Linked DNA regions of Homo sapiens: all the other regions are linked to region 1. A link is a loop called in an ENCODE intact Hi-C map of the cell type or tissue named here. Cell type or tissue: CD4-positive, alpha-beta T cell. All regions are shown on one strand. Links, peaks and the distances in the headings refer to the core of each region. The heading gives the core; the rest is flanking DNA. Region 1 overlaps PITPNC1 (phosphatidylinositol transfer protein cytoplasmic 1). Region 2 overlaps PITPNC1 (phosphatidylinositol transfer protein cytoplasmic 1). Region 3 overlaps PITPNC1 (phosphatidylinositol transfer protein cytoplasmic 1).

Region 1 (6,288 bases), core at 642-5,641:
AAAGATTGAAGAAAGTCGCAGGCTCAGTTTGGGGTTCTTTCAAAACCTCTGAATTCAGAGGAGTGAGCATTGGCCAAGTCTTCTTGCTAGTGGCAACTAATGAATGGCTTCTGTGCGTATAATTAGCGCTCCAGTCTCCCCAGGTCAGATCCTCAGAGACCTCCCAACGCTTGCGGAAAAAGAGGGCCACAGAGACCCTTTCTCAGTGACATCCTTTCAAGGGATTTCACCAATGGGGACAAGCCTCCCTTGTTTTTTCAAAGTTTGGTTTGTTGTTGTTTTTCTTTGGGGGAGGAAGGTTGGAAGAGATACAGGAGGTGGCAGAGGGGAGCTTGGAAAAGAGGAGAAATAAAAGGGGAACCAGCTCTAGCCTGTCTCAGAATGGTCTTTCATCAAAGGGGGTTTGTTGTTGAAAACGGCAGAGAAGGGATGAATAAGCAGCCAAGGCTCTTGGTTTCCCGAAAAGAGGTTGAACAGGGACTGCTGTGTCTCTTTTAGGCGCTACCCAAAATGAAAGTACAGATTTAGAAAAGATCAGACTGGCTCTCATATAGCACTGGATTTTAAGAAATGAACTAAAAAAGATCTCTTTTCAAAAGACCACGGACAGCCTTTGCTGGTGAAGAGTGCTGCCCAGATAGGAGCTCCTCAACTGAAACTCAAGTCCAGCAGGGATGAAGCCTGTTTCTAACACCAAAGGCTGCCCAGAGGCCCACACAGCCTTCATTTCATTCCAATATTCCAAATCCAACATCTACTGAGTACCTTCTATTTCAGAAAGGAAGAAAGAGGAAAAGGCACTGCCTCCCAGTTTTCCAATACAAGCAGAGTGTCTGAGCTAGAGGTAATGTAAGAGAATCTTAGGGGCCGAACCAAACAAGTTGAACCTCTCATCCTCGGGGAAGCCAGCAGTGACATGCCATCACTCTCAACAGGAAGGACCCAGAGGCAGCCCACAGGCCTGACTTGGTGACTACATTATGACACACCCAGAAATCAAGGGCTGTGGAACACTCAGCTGGCCATGAGCAAGACTTTTTTTGGGGTGGGGGTAGTTCTGGACTCTCTCATGGCTTCAACCTGGGAGGCACATGGAACCCTCAGGGTAGAGGGAAGCCCAGGGCCCTCGATGGAGGCCACTCACACTAGGCCTTGAGTGCTGTCTGAATGGTAAAAATTAAACAGACCTGATGCGGTGGCTTATGCCTGTAATCTGTAATCCAAGTACTTTGGGGGGCTGAGGTGGAGGATCACTTAAGGCCAGGAGTTCAAGACCAGCCTGGGCAACATAGCAAGACCCTGTCTCTACCAAAAAATAAATAAATAAATAAAAATGAGCTGGGCAGGCTGGACACGGTGGCTCACGTCTGTAATCCCAGCATTTTGGGAGGCCAAGATGGGTGGATCAGCTGAGGTCAGGAGTTCGAGACCAGTTTAACCAACATAGTGAAACCCCATCTCTACTAAAAATACAAAATCAGCTGGTGTAGTGGCATATGCCTGTAATCCCAGCTACTTGGGAGGCTGAGGCAGGAGAATCGCTTGAACCCGGGAGGCAGAGGTTGCAGTGAGTGAAGACTGTGCCATTGCACTCCAGCCTGGGCAATAAGAGTGAAACTCCATCTCAAAAAAAAAAAAAAAAAAAAAAGAGCTGGGTGTGTTGGCACACACCTGTAGTCTCAGGTACTTGGGGGGCTGAGGCAGGAGGGTCCCTTGAGCCCAGAAGGTAGAGGCTGCAGTGTGCTGCGATCATGCCATTGCACTCCAGCCCTGGTGACAGAGACCTGTCTCATAAATAAACAAATAAGACATCCTCCACAGACACCAATGGATAGCACTGTATGTCTGATCTCAAAAGCAACACTCAGAGTTTCCAAACTTCGCCATGCACAGGAATCATCTGAGAACCTTGTTGCAATGCAGGTTCTGATTCAGAGGGTCTGGGGTGGGGCCTGAGACTCTGCATTTCTAACAAGCTCGCAGGTGATGCTGATGCGACTGGTTCATGGACCACACCTGGAGGAGAAGCGCTTCAACCCCAGGCAGCAGGTTAGAATCACAGCCCAGGACCCAGCCCTGGCCCGGCCCCGTTAATCCATATATCTGGCCAGGCACAGTGGCTCACACCTGTAATGCCAGAACTTTGGGAGGTGGAGGTGGGAGTATTGCTTGAGCCCAGGAATTCAAGACCAGCCTGGGCAACATAGTGAGACCCCATCTCTACAAAAAAATAAACAAAAATTAAAAAATAAATCTGTATATCTGAGAGTGAAGCCAACCACTAAGATTTTTTTTTGTTTCCCAGGTGATTCTTATATGCATCCAGAGTTAAGAACCCACTGGCTGAACTAATTCCAGCTCTTGCTATCAAGCAGACATATGGACCTAAGAAATTTAGTCTCTAGGCCGGGCGTGGTGGGTAACACCTTAATCCCAGCACTTTGGGAGGCCAAGGCGGGTGAATTACCTGAGGTCAGGAGTTCAAGACCAGCCTGGCCAACATGGGGAAACCCCGTCTCCACTAAAAATACAAAAATTAGCCGGGCATGGTGGTGCATGCCTGTAATCCCAGCTCCTCAGGAGGCTGAGGCAGGGCAATCACTTGAACCTGGGGGGACAGAGGCTGCAGTGACCCAAGATCGTGCCACTGCACTCCAGCCTGGGTGACAAAGCGAGACTCCATCTCAAAAAAAAAAAAAAAGAAAAGAAAGAAATTTAGTCTCTAGGAATCTGTTTCATCATCAGAAATGTGGGGATGTGTTGGTATAAATGGATTGGTATCAAGACAAATTTAGTCTTTGAAAGCACTTTGGAAGGGGATAGAATATAATAGTTGTTTTGCATCATATTATCATAGCTTCTTTGATTAGAGTGAGGAGTTAATACTGTCCCTCAATATCAAATTCCACAAATAAGGACTGCATGCTAGCTCTATGGGAGACACTGGGGTTTTTTTACGTTAGAGACCGCTCTGTTGCTCTGTTAACTTCCCACAGCCCAATGCCTTAACTGACAGTCGACTGAGAAATGGATTGGAGGTCCCCATGGCATCCCAGCCAGAACCTTGAAAAATCCTCCTAAAATTGTTTCAACTATGGATTCCTGGCACTGAATCCTGATTGTGCTTACTGATGCACAACCTACAAAGCAAACACGCATTCCCTCCCCTTCCAGTCCTCCCTAATCCTGCCAATCCTATCCTCCCAGGTGGTAACAAGGTTCTCTGCTGCCAACTTTCAACTTTCTGTGCAATAAACAAAGCTCCCTCGCAGCAAAGGGCATCAGTTCTGCCAGCCACCAACAGATGGCATCAGCGGCTGTACGAGGTCGTCGCAGCCTCTGCCTTGGCCTTGTTCCTCAATCTGTCGTGTTCGCTATGTTTGAAATGGCAGTGTCTTGTTAAAAACGTAGGGAAGGTGACAGAAAATTAGGCCCCAGTGCAAGCATCTTTGGACAGTCAAATGAGAGTTGTAAAGGAGTAAGAGTCCCAAACACCCCGGGCTGTTTTATGAAACAAACCAATGTTGTACCCAGCTCGGTAGGCGTCACGTTGGATTTAGAACAAATGGGCTTTCAGAAATTAACCTATGAGAAGAGCTGCTGTGTCCCCAACTGTGATAACAATCAAGTTGCTTCCCACGGCCCACACAGAAACCGCGCAGAAAGCAAAACACCCTCCACCGCGAGGAAGGCTAGAACCACGGCAACGCTTTTCAGAACCAAAGACCCTCTGCGAACCAGAACTTCATTTCCTCTTCATTCATCTGTGCTGTGTGCTGAAAGGACCATCCGCTATTCCCAAGAAAGCAGGGCCCTCCCTCATCCATAGCGTCAACGTTGAGTGTTCACACTAGAGCAGCTTAGCTCTTTCTGCAGAAAATTAATAGGTGAATGCCATCATCTTAGTCTTTCAAAGTAATGGTCAAGAATCCCGTGGGCTGGATGCAGTGGCTCATGCCTATAATCCCAACACTTTGGGAGGCTGAGGTAGGAGGACTGCTTGAGCCCAAGAGTTTGAGACCAGCCTGAGCAACACAGTGAGTCCCCCTCTTCAAGAAAAAAAAAAAAGCCGCCGGGCATGGTGGTGTGCACCTGCAGTCCTAGCTTCTCAGGAGGCTGAGGTGGGAGGATTGTTTGAGCCCGGGAGGTCAAGGCTGCAATGAGCTATGGATCATGCCACTGCACTCCAGCCTTGGCAACAGAGGGAGACAAAAAAATAAAAATAAAGAGAAGAAGAATCCTACGGATTGCCAGAATTGTGTGTGTTAATTTTAGATCTGTGGTTCTCAGCATGGGGCGATTTTGCTCCCCAGGGCACATTTGACACTGCCTGGAGACATTTTGGTGGTCACTGCTGGGGAAACAGGAGAGGGCACTAAAGCATCTAGAGGGTAGAGGCCAGGGATGCTGCGACACAGCCTGCAATGCACAAGACGGCTCCCACAACAATGAATTATCTGCTCCAAATGTCGGCAGGGCTGAGGTTGAGAAACGTTACTCTAGAGGCCAGGAATTTTGGCCAAGACAATTAAAATTCCAAAAGTCAACTTCCCATTGTCGTCACAGAAAACATCTTGACGGAGAAGACAAAAGCTAATTAGTTGGAACTCCTTCAAGTTCTCCTTCCTGACATGGAAATCGACCCTCCCAAACTTTCCTCTTACCCATTTGTGGGAACAGGGTGTCCCTTGTTTTTGCCAAGACCCCCACCTCCGGATCTCCTTCTCACTGACCTTCCTAGGAACTTCGCTCCATCCACCGCCCATTCCTCCCCCAGCATCTATGCTCCTCCTCCCCACACCTCCTGCTACCTGGCTCACAGTTAGGTTAACTTAAAGTAGTCCATTTTCCCATCTTAAAAACATCTCTCACCCAGAGAATAAAATAAGTACTTGTGAGTCCACACTGATATAAATAAATGAGAGGATAGATAAACAAATACCTGGAGAAGAAACAAATTTCCCTTACAGAAGAATTCCATGTAATAAAGGCAGAAGGCATGGGAGAATAGAAAATCACCAGGAGAACATTACAGTAATAATAGCTGCAGGCAGGGTCCACTGAGGAATGTTAAGTTCATGGGCAAACTTTAAGGGGAAACAGGATACCTGCATAGGCTCAACACATCCCTCCAAAAACATTTATTAGCCAGGTGAGGTGGCATGCACCTGTAATGCCTGCTACTCTGAAGGCTGAGGCATGAGCATCACTTGAGCTCAGGAGTTCAAGGCCAGCCTGGGAAACATAACAAGACCCCATCTCCAAAAAATATTAAAAAGCACACCAGGGCCGGGGGCGGTGGCTCACACCTGTAATCCCAGCACTTTGGGAGGCTGAGGCGTGCAGATCACGAGGTCGGTGAAACCCCGTCTCTACTAAAAAAATACAAAAAAATTAGCCGGATGTAGTGGCGGGCGCCTGTAGTCCCAGCTACTCGGGAGGCTGAGGCAGGAGAATGGCGTGAACCCAGGAGGTGGAGCTTGCAGTGAGCCGAGATTGTGCCACTGAACTCCAGCCTGGGCGACAGAGCGAGACTCTGTCTCAAAAAAACAAGCAGGCCAGGTAAAGTGGCTCACGCCTATAATCCCAGCACTTAGGAGGCCGAGGTGGGTAGACAGCTTGAGCCCAGGAGTTCAAGACCAGCATGGGCAACATAGTGAGACTCTATCTCTAAAAATAAGAATAACTTTTAAAATAATAAAAATACATTAATTGGCCGGGCACGGTGGCTCACACCTGTATTCCCAGCATTTTGGGAGGCCAAGGCGGGTGGATCACGAGGTCAGGAGATCGCGACCATCCTGGCTAACATGGTGAAACCCCTTCTCTACTAAAAATACAAAAAAATTAGTTGGGCATGGTGGTGCGCACCTGTAGTCCCAGCTACTCAGGAGGCTGAGGCAGGAGAATGGCATGAACCTGAGAGGCAGAGCTTGCAGTGAGCCGAGATCAGGCCACTGCACTCCAGCCTGGGCTACAGAGCAAGACTCCGTCAAAAAAAAAAAAATACCACATTAATTATGGTGCTGGTTTTAGCATATGTCCACAAATTCTTTGAAACCCCTCCCTGTAGGAGGCAGGGCCTAATCTCCCTCCCCTGAGTGACTCACTTCTAATGAATAGACGGTAAGCTTGTCCAACCCGTGGCCCAGGACAGCTTTGAATGTGGCCCAACACAAATTCATAAACTTTCTTAAAACATTATGATATTTATGCACAGACCTTTTTTTTTTTTTTTCTTTTGAGACAGAGTTTCCCTCTGTCACCCAGGCTGGAGTGCAGTGGTGC
Region 2 (6,288 bases), core at 643-5,642, 210 kb before region 1:
ATTCTCAATAAGGACTTAACAGTAGAATACAGAACTAGACGGGGGAAATATGTGCCTGTGTGTGTGTATGTGTGTGCACCCGTGTGCATCTGTGTTGTTGTGGGTCTGGTGTGGGGTATTTGGAGCTATAATTAACTGGTCATATTTTTCATAAAGAGAAGGTAATTAAAACAATCAATGGCCCTGAAATGACACATATTATTGTCATTATTGTCAACTTTAGATCATGAAAGTATACCTTTATAGGGTAAACAGGTAAATCATCAGGATTTTTCAACATACTATCTTCTTTTTTTTTTTTCTTTCTGAGACGGGATCTCACTGCATCACCCAGGCTGGAGTGCAGTGGTGCGATCATGACTCACGGCAGTCTCGACCTCCTGGGCTCAAGTGATCCTCCTGCATTAGGGCCCCGTGAGGCTGAAACCACAGGTGCATGCCATAATGCCTGGTTTAATTTTTTTGTATTTTCTGTAGAGACAGGGTCTCGCTATGTTGCCTAGGCTGGTCTTGAATTCCTCACCTCAAGTGATCCGCCTGCCTAAGCCTCCCAAAGTGTTGGGATTACAGGCGTGAGCCACTGTACTCAGGCCAACATGCTATCTTCTTAATCAATACATATACTTTTTTATTCTGAGGGGCCACAAAGATGCTGTTGTTTCTGGTTTCCTGACTGTGTGTCGATCCTAAGAAGGTTCAGAGATTGTGTTTTAATAAATTCAGTTTCAAAAACACGTAAATCAACAATTTCACCACACCCTGCTAATCATTCCAAAGCCAAGAAAATAAAACCATTTCTTGAGGAAACTTAAAAAGAATAGAGAATGAAAGGAGAGGATCATTTAATAGTGAGGATTCTATTTAAAAGAAAAAAAAGCATGACTTGGAATTCAACAAATAAGACAGTGATACCACTGTTAATAATCATTGTTGGATAATGTAGGTTTTCCAAATACCTGAAATGTTCTTATTTAAGTGAGAAAGTAAAAACAGTATTTAAAAAATGTAAATCTTTCCCTAATGTGTTTAATGTATTATACATACTTCCTACATTTGAGACATAATATGTTGAAGATATATCACTGTGCAAAAATACAGTTCCTTAGTTCCTTCTCAGGGTCTATTTGCTCTTTATGGCTTGATATCTCTTCTCTCATGCTCAGAAACTCTATTATTACTGTTATTATTTATTTATTTATTTATTTATTTATTTGAGATAGAGTCTTGCTCTGTTGCACAGGCCGGAGTGCAATGGCGTGATCTTGGCTCACTGCAACCTCCACCTCCTGGGTTCAAGTAATTCTCCTGCCTCAGCCTCCTGAATAGCTGGGACTACAGGCACGTGCCACCATGCCCTGCTAATTTTTGTACTTTTAGCAGAGACAGGGTTTCACCATGTTGGCCAGGCTGGTCTCGAACTCCTAACCTCGTGATCCACCTGCCTCAGACTCCCAAAGTGCTGGGATTACAGACCTGAGCCACCGTGCCCAGCCTTATTACTGTTATTATTAATTATTGTTACCCTGGCTATCCCTGGTATCCTTTGCCATTTTTACTTGCTGGGAACAGGGAAAAGAGGAACCTGGGCTTATTAAAGACTGAGTCAAGGCCCAAGGCTTATCCTGGAGCAAAATGCAAAATTTAGTGCCCGCGGATTTTCTGTATCTGTTTTGGCCCCCCAGAGACCCATTTTTCATTGTTTCTTGTCCACTGCCATGTACTTAGCAGTTGAAACTTCATTAGATAATATTGGAGGGAATAACCAGCAGGAAACAATATAGCCACTTTGGAAATACTGAGTATGTAATGAATATTCATAACACAGTATTAATCCTTAGGACTTTTCTTTTTCTTTTTTTTTTTTTTTGAGACAGAGTTTTGCTCTTGTCTCCCAGGCTGGAGTGCAACGGCGAGATCTCGGCTCACTGCAACTTCCGCCTCCGGGGTTCAAGCGATTCTCCTGCCTCAGCCTCCCGAGTAGCTGGGATTACAGGCGTCTGCCACCACGCCCGGCTAATTTTTGTGTTATTAGTAGAGATGGGGTTTCACCATGTTGGCCAGGCTGGTCTCGAACTCCTGACCTCAGGTCATCCGTCCACCTCAGCCTCCCAAAGTGCTGGGATTATAGGCATGAGCCACCGTGCCCAGCTTAATCTTTAGGTTTTATAACATCTGAGCAAACCAGAAGTATTTTTCACAAAATGAAATCCTTAAGAGGATTTCCTGGGAACAATTATTAAAATTTTCTGAAAGGGAAAGTTTTTACAAAGGATATAAGTCATTATGACTATGTGGATAAGATATAAAATTCAGCATATATCAAGAAAAATTGTACCTATAAACTTACCAATTTTTAAAAACATGGAAGACTATTAAATGAGCTAAGAAGTGAGATTAAGGTTATATAAAAAGAGGCATTTATTTCACAATAAAGTTGAGACTGAGAAAAATTTTAGTGTATCAGGGTATGTTATGTTTTTGCTATGATAAATGGATATTATCTTTGAAAAAGCAGACTTTCTTAATCAAGTGGCTGAATACATTGTTCTACTCCACATAGCCAGCAGGGGGCAGAAATAATCTAAAGCACAGAATTTTGATTTTCCACTCCCAGAGGCTCTTAGAAGTTCCCGTCCTTGAAGGCTTTGAACCTGCTCAATTGAAAAGACTTATTTCCTCACTGCTGTGTTCATGGATGTTAATTTTGCCTAATTTCAATCTAATTTGTCCCTGCTTGGGTTGATGATCTAAAATTCATTTAGCACCCATGCAGTTTTTATTTGTGACAAAGAGCCACCTCCTGATTTTCACTGCTTTTCATTATGATACAGGAGAAAGACTAAGGAAAAATAAATGTGCTCCAATTTCACGGAATTCCAAAGGATAATGGAAATGTCATAAGCATTCAAAATAACCACTTTGTGTAACTTCTCCGGTGGCAGGCATCTTTCACCCTGAAGTCACGGGAACAACGCTGAGGGGCAGCCAGAGATTATGTGGGCTTTTCCATGGGAAGAACCACTCTACGTTATCACCTTCTACATAGTAAGTGGACTTTATTTTTTATTTTACTTTATTTATTTATTTTACTTTATTTATTTATTTATTTATTTGAGATGGAGTTGCACTCTTGTTGCCCAGGCTGGAGTGCAGTGGCACAATCTCTGCTCACTGCAACCTCCATCTCCTGGGTTCAAACGATTCTCCTGCCTCAGCCTCCCGAGTAGCTGGGATTACAGGCATGCGCCACCACGCCCAGCTAATTTTGTATTTTTAGTAGAGACGGGGTTTCTTCATGTTGGTCAGGCTGGTCTTGAACTCCCGACCTCAGGTGATACGCCCGCCTTGGCATCCCAAAGTGCTGGGATTACAGGCGTGAGCCACCGCACCCAGCCATGGACTTTAATTATAAAGTAATAATCACAGTAAAACTGAAAGAAAGCCAAGCCAAGGGGCTTATAAGCTGTGAGAAAATCACTGAGCTTAGCATCTTTTAGCCATCTGGTGTCTCCTCTTTACCTGTGGCTTCTTCCTTTGTTTGCCTGGTCATATTTATAGTGAATGGCTTTCAGAGTGGCTGAGGGGGAACTGGGGCCCAACATTTCTAAAAGAAAAGGTAATTGAAAGTGATAGAAATTCAAGGAGAGTTTCCTTAAAGAGCACTTCTAGGGGGAAGTCCTACTGGAATTGGTCTGTGCATAGAGAGGAAACGCCTCTTGCTCCAACAGTTTCCTGCAAATCAGATCACTGCATGCAAAATGGGAGAAGAGTTAGGGCCCTTGCAACCTCAAGGGCAATCACATGCAACCAGTTGCAGCACATGAGACTTGCAGGGCACATTCCAAAGACATGCTCCAAAAATTTAACTAAAAATTTCCAAAGTGCAATCAGAAGGTCTTCACAATTCTAAAGGATCCATTTATGACAACAGCCACATCTAAATTTCCTAGAACTACAGCATTGATTTTTTTTTTTTTGAGACAGAATTTTGCTCTTGTTGCCCAGGCTGGAGTGCAATGGCGCGATCTTGGCTCACTGCAACCTCTGCCTCCCAGGTTCAAGCAATTCTCCTGCCTTAGCCTCCTGAGTAGCTAGGATTACAGGCATGCGCCACCACACCCAGCTAATTTTGTATTTTAAGTAGAGACGAGGTTTCTCCATGTTGGTCAGGCTTGTCTCGAACCCCCGACCTCAGGTGATCCACCTGCCTCGGCCTCCCAAAGTGCTGGGCTTACAGGCATGAGCCACCGCGCCCAGCTGATTTTTTTTTTTTTTTTTAACACCTACTATGTATTATTCTGGAGACTGGGCTAATGGACATGAGGACTCAAGGCGGAACCCAAAGAGATCACAGCTCTGGCTGAAGATGCAAAGAAATGATTTGGTGATTACACTTTTCTTTGTTATCTCTAGCTACCCTTCATTAGCATGAATGATTGAGAGATTACGATACTTAAAATGCTGGCATACAATATACAGTCAGCTCTCAATTTCCAGTGTGCAACGAAATAACTGAGGCTCTCTAAGGCTTACCCTAAGTCCCAGGGATCTGCTAGGCAGCTCAGCACATCCCCAGCTCACACCCCTTCACTGCTCAGCCTGTGTGTCTGCACAGACTGCAGCCCATCTTGAGATTATCCTAAGTAAAAAGGAACTGATTGGGTAAAACAGCTATAAAGAGCCACAGAAAGCTTTTCAAAGCAAATGTAAAGAAACCTAAAATAGCTGATGAGCCAGAAGCCCTCCCTTGAATGAATAAGTGAGTGTTAGCTATGTTTTTAAAAGTTACTGACATGTTATTCTAGTTTACATATGACATCGATTTTCACTCCTCTGCTCTTTTATGGTGCAGGCCGTTTTACTAGTCCCACAAAAGTGTTTCCACTCTCCATGTTCTTGGTTTTATGACCGAAATAACCTCCACGTCAAGCAACTTTAAGGGATCGAAATGTCTGGAAGAGAGAGGTGACACTGCCCAATTTAGATCCAGCTCAGGTTCTGCAGCAACAGGGTCTGGGTGACGACATGTTTCTATGGAAGGTTGCGAACCGGGCATCTGCAGTATTTCCCAGATCAGTTTACATGTGCATTTGTGAAAGGGTGGGCAACATGTTTTAAAAATTCTACGTACACTTGTTTGGGCATGACTCTCTATGTCATCCACAGGGGAGGAATGCTGATTGCAAACTTTTATGTTGGTTTGTTCATGCATGTTTTTCTCGTATTCCCGAACATCATCCATTGTCATATCTGAAAGAGGTCAAGATGTTGGCAACTTCCGTTATTAGATGCAAACTTTCAATGGGGACACTTTAGGGAAAGATGGTAGCTGAGCAGTAGCCAAGGAGGTTTAAAAAAGCAGAGACTTGTCTAACTTTATGATGAGTAAGTCATAAAGTTAGCTAAACCAACCAAAGGGGGAGTGAGGGCAAGGAAGTTAAGTCAAAATAGTCTTAGAACAGAGAAGAGTGGAAATTATTTAGGGGTGATTCTTGTAAAGTGAGCTAGGTTTGGGTAGAAAGTATTAGCATGTGGGCAGTACCATAGCCTGAGATCTCCTAAAGCATCATTAGAAGATCCCATTGGGGACAGAGGGTCAGTTTTGCTTGGTTTAATACTTACCTTCCACATAGCTTTCAAAATAGATTTAGAGGTTGTTTAAATCAATGCATTCAACAACAGAAAGGACACTTTCATTGCTGTTATAGGAGGCAGGATGTAGAAGGCAGAGCAATGATATTCACTGGTACAATTGAGATTTGGTGCAACTTGCACACAGATGTAAATTTGCACAGAATGCATGGCGTCAGAGAGTGCAGGTCTATACTGAACCTCAAGTCTTGGCTAACAGCTTGAAGATGGCTGGCACTACTTCCACCCACACTGATCTAAAAATAAAATGGCACATGACATGATTTTTGGCCCAAGTCTGCAGTTTTTCAGTATTTCAGGATAATGATCTCTTAATCTAGTGGTTCTCAACGGGGGACAATTTTGTGACATTTTTGGTTGTTAGAACTAGGGAAGGGGTGCTACTGGCATCTAGTGTGCAGATTCCAGGGACACTATGGAGCATCCTACAATGCACAGGACCCCCAGCCCCCAACAAAAAATTATCTGGTCCAAAATGTCAATAGTACCAAAGTTGAGAAACCCTGTCTTAATCCAACTGATAAAAATGTTCAGGCCAGGCATGGTGGCTCATGCCTGTAATCCCAGCACTTTGGGAGGCCAAGGCGGGTGGATCAATTGAGGTCAGGAGTTCAAGACCAGCCTGGACAACATGGT
Region 3 (6,288 bases), core at 679-5,678, 130 kb before region 1:
TTCCATCTCTGAGGCTTCCTACAGAGGTCCATTCTGGCCCCAGGATCTGCTTCTGAGCAGCTGAGGTGGAGTGTGGAGAGAGAAAGACACACAATCAAAAGACCCCAGATCTCAGTTTTGTCAGCTATTCATTGTGTGGCCTTGGGCAGTGTATTAAAAACATCTCTCAACCACAGTTCCCTCATCTGCAAACTGAGCATTGAACTTATGTGCTGTTATGAATATTAACTGAGATAATACTCAGTACGATGCTCTCTTAACTAGAAGTGTTAGGTATTATTCTTTGGTGCTGGGACTTAAAAGGAGCTCCACAAGTGTTTACTGGCTTCACTTGATGTCCTGATAACGGCGCAGGTGGCTGGTTTCTGTCTGGCACTGGAAGAGTTTTCCGAACTGGTTCTAAGAGCATCTTCCTGTCCATTACTTATTATTTTATTGTCCATTATGATTCCCAGGAACAGCCCACAACGGATAAAAGGACTTACTGTACTCTTTTTACTTACAACTAACATAATTTAGAAGGTTGACAGAAAAACACGAGCCACTAATGCAATTTCCCCCAGCTAAAATCTTCATTAAGGAAAGGTCGGGAGGTTTTCAGGATGAAGATGCAAAACCGGGGAAATTCACGATAAGCCCCGGGAGGACTCGCCACAGGCCGGAGCAAGCTCTGTTCCCAGGCTGGACAGCGGCTGCCAGCTGGCAGGCGGCGTGAGTCCAAGGTCTTGCAGACCATGGAAAATCCGTAAACGGTTCAGGACAAAGACTTGCAGAGCTGTCTCCTTCTCCATGCAGGGAGCTATGCTGAGAAGTTTTGGCTGTGGGTATTTTGAGATGTCCTTTGGCACTTGATCTCAGCTGAGGAAGGCACATAGGGACTATGAGATAGGAAAAATAAATTATTCAGACATAGGGCTCTAGGAATAGAGCTCTCGGTTCAGCTTTGCTCCTGCCAAGGAGCCCCTGGGTTTATCATTAGCCTTGTTTTATTTTATTTTATTGTTTTGTTTTATTTTATTTTATTTTGAGACAGAATCTCACCCTGTTGCCCTGGCTGGAGTGCAATGGCGCGATTTCGGCTCACTGCAACCTCTGCTTCCCGGTTTCAAACGATTCTCCTGCCTCAGCCTCCTGAGTAACTGGGACTACAGGCGCATCCCAACGCACCCAGCTAATTTTTTATTTTTAGTAGAGATGGGGCTTCATGATGTTGGCCAGGCTGGTCTCAAACTCCTGGCCTCAGGTGATCCGTCCGCCTCAGCCTCCCAAAGTGCTGGGATTACAGATGTGAGCCATGCCCAGTCATATTTTAATTTTTTTTGGAGAGGGAGTCTCACTCTGTTGTCCAGGCTGGAGTGCAGTGGCAAGTTCTCAGCACACTGCAACCTCCGCCTCCTGGGTTCAAGTGATTCTTGTGCCTCAGCTTCCCAAGTAGCTGGGACTACAGGTACATGCTTTCACGCCTGGCTAATTTTTGTATTTTCAGTAAAAATGGGGTTTCACCATGTTGGCAAGGCTGGTCTCGAACTCCTGACCTCAAGCTATCCACCCGCCTGGGCCTCCCAAAGTGTTGGGATTACAGGCGTGAGTGACCGTGCCTGGCCTAGGACTGTTTTATTTTTAACTTATTTCTTTTGCTTTTGGGTCTTTGAGGCCAATCTCTCTGGTGTTCCTACGCAGATCCTCTTTCTCTGAGAATCTGCTTTCATAAGAAACAACCCCTCCTTCATATGTCACCAGCATCCTGCTATTAGCCTACCAGCCTCCCCTTCTAATCCAGGGGAAGCTGACTTGACCCAGAATTGAGGCAACCCAGCTCTGCCTTCCATCCATGTCTGAAGATGTGTAAAAACTAGACACATGGCTGGAAAGCCATTTTCCCTCACTATTCCAGTTGATAAACACCCATTATATGGCATTACATCTGAGAAAATTCCTAGTAATAAAAGTTTTTGAAAAAAATCAGGTAAGGGATGTTATTACCACGATAATTCCTTTCAGAATATTTGCCTCCCTGTAAAACTTGGAAGGAGAAAAATATTCCTTTGACAATGCTTCTTTAAGATGGGAGTGACTTATTTCCCTTTCCTCACTGTGAAAATTTAAACTTTCAACCAGACTTTAGAGCAGCTGACTCCATGTACAGTTTTTTTTTTTTTTTTAAATCTATGAGACAGAGTCTCGTTCTGTTGCCCAGGTTGGAGCAGTGGCACCATCTTGGATCTTGGCTTACTGCAGCCTCTGCCTCCCTGGTTCAAGTGATTCTCCTGCCTCAGCCTCCCAAGCAGCTGGGATTACAAGCATGCACCACCAAGCCCAGCTAATTTTTGTATTTTTAGTAGAGACAGGGTTTCACCTTGTTGGCCAGGCTGGTCTCAAACTCCTGACCTCAAATGATTCGTCCGCCTCAGCCTCCCAAAGTGTTGGGATTACAGGTGTGAGCCACCGCGCCTGGCTCTACCTACAGTCTTATTTCATTTTTAGAGCCAAAGACAGCAGATTAGTTACATGAGAGCACGTGCTCCAAGGCTAAACTAACCTAGAATTGAGTCCTAGATCTGACACTTGCTAGCTGTGAGGCTGTGCAGACCGCTGGCTCTCACTAAGCCTCAGTGTCAGTTGTAAAATGGGGATATTAATATCTGTGAAGATTTCATGAGACTGTGGCTATCTAAAGACAGGTTGGCAAGATGCTGGGCTCATGTAAATATTCCTGCCAATATCCGTCTGACCATCACCATTATTATGAGTCAATATCCACATGGCTGCCATCATGATTACTTCTTACTCTTGAAGATGTTACTTCCTAGCCGGGGCCTGCTAGTCTAATCTATACCCTCTTTGCCTTGCTTTTGATGAGAAAAGGGGCACAGGCGAGCCTGCTTGCTCCAGCTGTACTTTGCAAAAAGGCCATTAGATGGGGCCCTGCCATAATCACTCAAGTCAGCAAGTGGCTCTGACTTTGAAACCTGGGGAAAAGGTGTGAGAAGACAATTGAATCCTGTGAGTACTGCTCAGATTGATCAAATGAACCCACTGGCTCTGGTGTAAGAGGTGACCCAGGGGCCTGGTGTGGTAGCTCATGCTTGTAATCCCAGCACTACGGGAGGGTGAGGCAAGAGGATCACTTGAGCCCAGGAGTTGGAGACCAGCCTGGGAAACATGGCAAAACCCCATCTCTACAAAAAAAAAATATCAAAATTAGCTGGGCATGGTGGTATGCACCTGTAGTTCCAGCTACTTGGGAGACTGAGGTAGGAGGATCACCTGAGTCCAGGAGGTCGAGGTTGCAGTGAACCAAGGTTGTACCACTGCACTCTAACCTGGGCGACAGAGCAAGATCCATCCCCCCAACCACCAAAAAAAAATTCCCAAGGTTAGTGGTCACTTGTAGAATGAGTGGCACTTTTCCAGGGCCCTCCTCCTCCAGGCCCCTGCTTTCTAGCCACACGCCTCATTGGTGATTGATGATGACTGCTGTTATTTACAGACCACCTGACCCCTGGCTTCATGAACTCTCTGGACCATGCCCAGGATTCCACTTTACCCTACTTTATATCCACATCTTTATGATTTCAGTGTCCACATGGGCAGCCCATCAACACTATAGGCCCAGCCTCCTCATTCCTTTTCCTTTCCTTCTCCTCCAACGACCTTCACCTCCATTCCACCTCTAACCACTTCCCTTCAAGCTCCACTGGGGTCTTGAATCTCCTGGAATTATTCCACTTCTGAAATCTGAAAGCTCTAGTTACTTTTGCTCCAACCCCAACCTGTATTCTCTTACTCTCACTCCCAGGACACTTTCTCCTTGACCTCACCAAGCTCTCCAATTCCCAAGAGTCTTCACTGGACTCCAAAGCTCATTTTGACCTTCACTTGCTCAATTTTTCCATACTTTGCTGAACCTACCCTGAAGACAAATCCTGAATCAATTCAACCATTTCCTGTGCTCCTACACGCAGGCTGCAAAGCACAGCTGGGAAAACGCCACAATTATGTAGGCTGATGGTACCACTCATTCAACATTTCCCAAATCACCACACTGCCAAGACTTTCAAGCAATCCTTTGACGCTTCTCATCCATTTCCCATAAAGGTTATCTTTGACCTTTATTACCCTCCTTCAGCCCCCTCTTTCCTGACCCCTTCCTTTACAGGAGATGACCTTTCTTCCCATATTACTGGAAACTAGAGACCTTCTGCGTGTGCTCGTCACTCTCTGCCCCTTCTCCCCCTCCTTGCCTGCCCTGCTTTTCCTTCTATTTCAGAGGTTCACGAAGACCATTCACTTTCTGGCTTCCCGGGGGCAGGCTCTTCCTCTTATTTTCTTTCCCTCCTTTTTCTTTTTGAGACAGGGTCTTGCTCTGTCACCCAGACTAGAGTGCAGTGGCGCAATCATGGCTCACTGCAGCCTCAACCTCTTGGGCTCAAGTGATCCTCCCACCTCAGCCTCCCAAGTAGCTGGGACTATAGGCACGCACCACCATGCTTGCCAAATTTTTTAATTTTTTTTTTGTAGAGATGGGGTCTCACTATGTTGTCCAGGCTGGTCTTGAGTTCCTGGGATAAAGTGATCCTCCTTCTCCAGCCTCCCACAGTGCTGAGATTACAGGGATGAGCCACGGGGTGCCCAGCTGCTCTTCCTCTTGTAACTCCAAACTCACTGGCCTACCAGCTCCTTCCTCAGTATTTCACAGTTAAGTTAATGTATAACATTGTATCATTTGATAGGCCCACATTTGTTTCTTGTGTTCTATGCCTTGCCCTGGGTTTTAGAATCTCTCCTTTCATTGTCTTCATTGACCAGCTGTTGCTAATGAGAAGTCCACTATTAGGATGAGGATTGTCCCTTTGTACGTGATCTGTCTTTCCTCTAGAGGAGCTCTTAAAAAAAAATCTTTGATAATCTGCAGTTTCATGACAATGTGTCCAGGTATAGATTTATTTTTAATCCCTTTAGGATTTAGAGAAGTATTAGAGGGTATCCAGGCTGCTTGGGGTGAAATCCCACCACCCAGTTGTGTGACCTTGGGCAAACTACACACATTCTCTCTTTTCCAGTTTACTCACATGTAAATTACTCTTATCCAAGGGATATTAGAGGATTAATGAGTTAATACATAGAAAGCATATAGAAGAGGGTCTGGAACATAAGGGCTAAATAAGTGTTTACCATTATTGTTATTACTCAAATATACGTTGATGTAAGGATTTATGTCTCTCTTCAATTCTAGAAAATTCTCAGCCTTTATTGTTTCAAATATTGCTTTTCTGTTATTTCCTCCATTGTATGGTTGGTGCAAAAGTAATTGCATTAAAACTAATGGCAAAAATCGCAATTACTTTTGCACCAACCTAATATTTTTCTGCTCCTATGAGTTAGCTATATGGCAATTCTCATTCTTTCTCCCTAATTTAACTATGTATTTAAAAAATTCTTTGTATTTCTGTGCTATGAAATGGGTTGTATTTCTCAATACTATTAATATCTTCCAATTCACTAATTATCTCTTCAGTTGTATCTAGCCTAGTTTATCTGATCCACTTAGATTTCATTTCAATGATTCAGTCCCTGAATTTCAAACTGGTTCTTTTTCAAATCCTCTGTTCTTGTTTCTTTTTTGGTTCCTAATTTCTCATTCTTTTAAAATGAACATTATTCCTTTACTTTTCCCTCTGAGCAGCCCGAATATACTATTTTAATCAGGTCTGTCTACAAAGTTATTTTCTTCGGCAGTAGATTTACATTCTGACTGTTGATACCTTGGCTGTCTTCATTAATGTTAGATTTGCGGGGTCGTTTTTGAGTGGGAGGCTTTGTTGTTATTGTCACTGTTGCTGCTTTTTTTTCTCCACCTCCACTCCCTGACTCCTCACACCAATCTCTAGGTTTTACAGTTGCCTTCTAAGAGCAGAACTACTACTGTAAGCCATGGCCCAGGCATCAGACACAGGGGATTCTTTTCAGGTTCCTTTCACCTGAAAGAATGAAAAGAGGGTGGGGAGGCCTACCTCCAGCCTCTTTTTTCAAACAGTGACCCTGGCTCTGGTGGCCCAGCTTGCATTGAGTACTTTTAGTCCTATTGCCATAAAAGACCTACATCAATACCTGCCTGACCCCAAGACCCAGATTCCAGTCAATCCAGGCTACCCTCATCCTTCCGAGTTTTTGATCCACGAGTCCAGCAATATCACTTTGGCTTTCTCTCTTTGTATTTTATCTGTCACTGCTATGCGTTTGGAACAGAGGAGATACACCCGAACATGAACTTCTTTTCCACAGAGA

Evidence for each region. A loop is a pair of places that touch in the nucleus more often than their neighbours do. Peaks named below come from ENCODE experiments on the same cell type or tissue, not always from the same donor. Only the 100,000 strongest peaks of a DNase experiment are listed, where the experiment ranks them.
Region 2: it touches region 1 in a loop (6-fold over the local background); 31 of 110 quality-filtered maps call a loop at or near these places.
Region 3: it touches region 1 in a loop (2.7-fold over the local background); 27 of 110 quality-filtered maps call a loop at or near these places.

What each region holds. Positions count from the first base shown.
Region 1 is chr17:67,472,602-67,478,889 of GRCh38, reverse strand. The region is part of intron 1 of PITPNC1 (phosphatidylinositol transfer protein cytoplasmic 1); the gene reads right to left. Among named protein-coding and RNA genes, the nearest start is that of MIR548D2, 4.2 kb to the right of the region's middle. RefSeq lists an enhancer at 978-1,167. In CD4-positive, alpha-beta T cell, for the core only: CTCF peaks have their summits at 3,102 and 3,301 (motif pointing right); DNase peaks (open chromatin) are centred at 959, 3,329 and 4,398; H3K4me3 peaks cover 1,354 bases; H3K27ac peaks cover 4,248 bases.
Region 2 is chr17:67,686,028-67,692,315 of GRCh38, reverse strand. The region is part of intron 8 of PITPNC1 (phosphatidylinositol transfer protein cytoplasmic 1); the gene reads right to left. It overlaps LOC101928045 (a long non-coding RNA gene), which reads left to right. Exons shown (of 4, transcript NR_188294.1): 3 at 2,943-3,045. Among named protein-coding and RNA genes, the nearest start is that of NOL11, 29 kb to the left of the region's middle. In CD4-positive, alpha-beta T cell, for the core only: CTCF peaks have their summits at 2,367 and 2,567 (motif pointing right); a DNase peak (open chromatin) is centred at 2,585.
Region 3 is chr17:67,599,817-67,606,104 of GRCh38, reverse strand. All of the region lies in intron 5 of PITPNC1 (phosphatidylinositol transfer protein cytoplasmic 1), which reads right to left. Among named protein-coding and RNA genes, the nearest start is that of NOL11, 110 kb to the left of the region's middle. RefSeq lists an enhancer at 2,715-3,224. In CD4-positive, alpha-beta T cell, for the core only: CTCF peaks have their summits at 2,707 and 2,907; a DNase peak (open chromatin) is centred at 2,924.